Regions from separate parts of the Homo sapiens genome. Here region 2 is linked to region 1. A link is a loop called in an ENCODE intact Hi-C map of the cell type or tissue named here. Cell type or tissue: PC-3. All regions are shown on one strand.

Region 1 (2,500 bases):
CATCATCTTTTTTACCAGATAAAATTTTCCAGAATGGTCTTCAAGTTACCATTTACAAGCCAATTGTTTTCATTTACCCTCTTCTACACAAAAACTCTGTTATTGCTGTCTTCTAGGAGACACACATACATTTATGTTAAAATGCTCAGGATTTTCTTTAGACAATTTGCACAAACCCTGAGAAAAACCGATAAATCTTATTTTCCTTCGCAAGGAGTTGATTGTAATGAGGTTATTTAACAATCTTATTGTTAAGCAGAAAATTAGAATTGCTACCAACTGAATTGTGTCCGCCCTAAAATCCATGTGTTGAAGCTCTAACTTCCCATGTCGTAGTATTTGGAGGTGGTGGCTTTTGGAAAGTAATTAGGGTTACATGAAGTTCAAGGGGGAAATGCTCATGATGAAATTAGAGCCCTTATAAGAAGAGATACCAGAGAGCTTGCTCTCCCTCCGCCACGTGAAGATACATCCAGAAAGATGGCCATTTGCCAGCCAGGAAGATAGCCTTTGCCAGAACCCAACAATGCTGGTATGCTGATCTTGGTTTTCTAGAGCCTAGACAGTAAGAAAATTATTTTTTGTTGTTTATAACACCTAGCCTGTGGTATGTTGTTAAGAAAGCCCAAGCAGGCTAATACAGTTATATAACTTGGCACAACTGTATCAAAATGGGACTGGATGACATTCATAGATGTGTCTAGGAGCAGGGAACATCTCAGAGAATGCATTGCTGTTATGGCTCTTCTACTGCCAATGGCAGTGGTGTACCTATTAGAAATGGTGCTGGCCATCCCTGAAAGCCTGGACAGAGGAAGTTAGTCAATGGCCTGAGGACAGCAGGCTAAGAAAAATATTTTCCTGTTCCCAGAAGAAGATAATGTAGTCTCTGAAAAAAATCTTTCTGTGCAAGCACCTAAAACTACGATAGCACTTGAATGAGGTGAACATTTCTACACCTAAATATCCACAATGTTATGGAAGACCTGAGTACAAAGAAACCAGTATGAATTCATCTTCTATTTTAAGACATAAGTTGATACATCTAAGTGGATAAAGTAGTCTATTAAAAGGTGATTTGAACGTAAGTTTTGATGATTTTTCTAAATATTATTTATTTAAAAAATTTCTTTTATAAGATGAGGAATGATTGCATAACATCTTAGAATTGTCCCTGTGTTTGTCTTCATCAGTGCTTTGCCTGAGTCAGCCATGGTTCACCATGAAAACACGATGAGTCACACCTGCATCACAGTTGATCATGATCTCTAGCGACTGATGATATTAAAGCAAAGACTGGGTCCTTTGCTGATTATGTTTTCTTCCTGGCAGTTCCAGTGTCTTCTGCAGTGTCATTGAGCCCTCCACCATCCCATCACCTTTGTTTCTTTGTTAATCGTATTCTGCCAACACCTGTTTTATTTAGAAAACACAAATAAATAAACAACAGGAATTTAAAAATATGTAGTTTCAACATTGCTGTCAGTCCAGGAATTGAAAATATTTAGTCAAATGATTATACATCTTCACCAATGTCAGATCTTCAAAAATCCTAATTTTAATAAATTATTTGGATAAAGAGAGAAAACAGACTATTTATGATAAGAAATCACATTTTTTCTGCATGAATATTATCATTGAAAGCAACAGATTTTTTATGTATACATATATGTATATATACACATACATATATATACTATATATGTATATATGTATATGTATATGTATATATATGTATTTAACTAACATATGATTAGATTTTCAGCTAAAACATAATTCTGGATAATGCACTTGGGAGATATAAAGTCCAAATTTGTGTGTTAGTTCTAGACATTTTTCCCCACTAAGAAATTTGTTGGAAACTTTTCCTCTAACACTTTGAGATCATAGAATGTGATACAAGAAACTGAAATAAGAAAGTCAGATTGAAGCTGGGCACGGTGCCTCACATCTATAATCCCAGCACTTTGGAAGGCCGAGGCTGGCGGATCACCTGAGGTCAAGAGTTCGAGATCAGTCTGGCCAACATGGCAAAACCCCGTCTCTACTAAAAATAGAAAAATTAGTAGGGCGTGGTGGTGCACACCTGTAATCCCAGCAACTTGAGGTTGAGGTAGGAGACTCACTTTAACCTGAGAAGCAGCAGTTGCAGTGAGATCATGCCACTGCAGTCCAGCCCAGGTGACAGAGCAAGACTCTGCCTCAAAAATAAATAAATAAATAAATAAATAAGAATTAAAAATACAAAAATAGAAAGTCAGATTGAACTATGCTTATTTTTTTTCTTATTTTTGAGAATTAAGTAAGTCTGTTTACAAGAAAACAGACTAAGTTATTACCAAGACCCATAAACTCAGACTCCAAATGCCAATTGACAGAAAATAATGTGTGATGTTCAAAAAATGCAAATTTATTTATTTGTTTAATTTTGAGATGGAGTCTTGCTCTGTCACCCAGGCTGGAGTGTGACGGCGTGACCCTGGTTCACTGCAGCCTCCAC
Region 2 (2,500 bases), 170 kb before region 1:
ATATGAGAAAAGATTCGCTCATAGCAAAAGTGTAAATAACTTGCTGATAGCTAAAAGATTACATTGATGAGCAATGATTTTTTTGGTAGATGGAAATCCTAAACTTTTTCTGATTCCATTGGAAAATACCAAAGAAGGAATTTCAGTAATGCATTTTGAAAATATTATTTGAGAAAATATGTATGAATTTGTTACACTGTGTGTTCTATGGGCAGAATTTTACCACTTAAATACTTCACACTTTTATGCAGAGGCCAATTCTACATCCAACAGTTTAGATCAGAAATGATTAAGAAAAAAAATTTTTCTGAGAGATTCATGAGTGTAGAAAGGAGCTGCAGATATTTTTGACAAAAGAGTTAAATTTCTTTGAGCTCTGTACAAAGAGAGAAGGAGCAATGACAAAAATGTCTTTATAGGATTTTTCAACACTCTTCGTGCCAGGTGTAGAATACTTTCAGCTGTTCCATCTACTCCTTTGATTCACTTGGAATCTGGCTATATGACATCAAAAAAAGCTTTTAATCTAGACATGTGTCCATTAGTTTTTCTCCTTATGGAACAGGAGAATTTACACTTTATTTGGCAATTACATTGAGGATTTCCAAGAAACATTTTTATGTTTCTGTTATCACATTTTAGTGTTCTTTAGGTAATCAAATATCACCTTGATCCCAGCAATTTATATTATTTTCCAAAAAACAGGCGTCGTGGGGATCCCTCATGTATCCTGCATTCGCCTCTTAGAATAGTTTTCTTCCATTTTTCAGCGTAAATGACTATTGTCTTTGTTCAGTCGTAGAACAACATATATCCCACACTATATACTCAATAAATACTCCTAAAACTAATGAGCTTTGTCTTTTTTTAAGTCAGTGTTGAATTATTTCATTTAGTCAACAATTTGCTTCATTTTGAGTGAAAATCAACAATTATTTTGATCACTCATTATGCATTTAGTCTTTGCATGTGCTCCATTCTGCATATTAATAGAAGATGATCCTCATTGTAATACTTGTTTTAATATTCTCAACTGTCATAACCATTATCATCAGAGGAGTCACAGCAATATTATTTAGAGATGTACACTAGAGGGTGGTGTTTTACCTGGACACTAGACCTCTCAATGCATTGGCTTTGAGGAAGAATGGAAATTTTTTCCAGGAAATGTTCCCCATGTTTAATGTTATATAATTCTCAGCACATATGCCCCATTAACAAAGTTGATAAACCCTAGGGAATGGAAGCAGAGTCTGAGTCACTTGGCGGCCTTGCTATCTGGTTTCTTCAACACATTCCTGTAGGTGTTTGGTTTTTCTGAGCTCCACATGCAGAGTGTCACTTGAAAACCAAAACTGATCACTAGGTGAGAATATATTTGACTCCTTCTAACTACAAGCAATTAGAAATCAAGTGAGGCAAATAGTGAACCTGAGCAAAGCTCTTAAATTAACCACTTCAATTTTAACAACCTCTGAGCCAAACATGAGTACTTCCATGCCTGACCTGAAAAGAAGAACAGAAATGATCAATGGTGGTGAGAAAAGTTATCTCAGGAAGAGCTCTTTTTTTTCTGTGTGTTTCTTCTGCTTTTTACGTAGTGCTAAAAAATAAAAATAGAAATAAAAGCTTCTAATCTAGTGCAGCCTGACATTCATAATATCTTGCAAGGGATGATCAAAATGTTGCTACACTTGTTCCCCCCTCAATAAACATTTTTATGTTAATAACAGGTTATGGCTTGGATTTAACTCATTTTGCTTCTAGCTGGTGCTCTCATTTGTGTGTTTTTCTCAATTGACTCTTACGATTTTGGTTTAATTGTTGCTCAAATCATGAGTTCTATTGTGGTTTCTTATGACAAATGTTCCAAATTTTAATTGACTTTTACCTGGACATGTGAATAACATCATGAAAGGGGGAAAATCCTCAAATTTATTGCTCTCAAATTTCCCTCCAGGAGAAAATTATTCTCCCTGCTCTGGCCAGTGGAAATTTGCTTATAATGCAAGCAAGTCTTGATCTGATGTTGCCGGTTTTCAGACCTATATTCTTTATTATTCTTCACCATCATCTGATTTGGAAAGACTGCTGGAATCAAGATCTGCTGGAATAAATTTTTAAAAACACTATTTCATATGATCAAATTAAAGTTGAATTGACTGGTTCCTATTAAAGTTAAGCCCCGTCTAATACAGTCAAACTCTCTATTGAAGCTAGGTACACGCTTTCCTTCAAATGTTCCTTAGCATTTGGCTCTGCTGTTTCTATGTTCCCCTTTCTTCAGTGATACGATAACATTGCAATAATACTTAAACGCTGACACAACAGAAAACCTTGCCAGTTTGGCTCCCAACCTTGGCAAGCTTTTTGTTATAGTTGCAACCCAGCTTACTCCTTGAATTGCACAAAACTTTCTTAGCTCCTCCACAGCATGTCGTGTACAGGGGACTAAAGAGGAAAAGTAAGAGAGATGCTAATTTTAGACAGAGAATAGTAA

What was found. A loop is a pair of places that touch in the nucleus more often than their neighbours do. Peaks named below come from ENCODE experiments on the same cell type or tissue, not always from the same donor. Only the 100,000 strongest peaks of a DNase experiment are listed, where the experiment ranks them.
Region 2: it touches region 1 in a loop (2.1-fold over the local background); 1 of 110 quality-filtered maps calls a loop at or near these places.

What each region holds. Positions count from the first base shown.
Region 1 is chr5:89,555,124-89,557,623 of GRCh38, reverse strand. No RefSeq gene overlaps it. Among named protein-coding and RNA genes, the nearest start is that of LINC02161, 25 kb to the left of the region's middle. In PC-3, no CTCF peak of the experiment used is centred here; a DNase peak (open chromatin) is centred at 1,223; H3K4me3 peaks cover 737 bases; H3K27ac peaks cover 1,492 bases.
Region 2 is chr5:89,728,820-89,731,319 of GRCh38, reverse strand. The region is part of intron 1 of LINC02161 (long intergenic non-protein coding RNA 2161); the gene reads right to left. Among named protein-coding and RNA genes, the nearest start is that of LINC02161, 150 kb to the right of the region's middle. In PC-3, CTCF peaks have their summits at 904 and 1,103 (motif pointing right); a DNase peak (open chromatin) is centred at 1,139.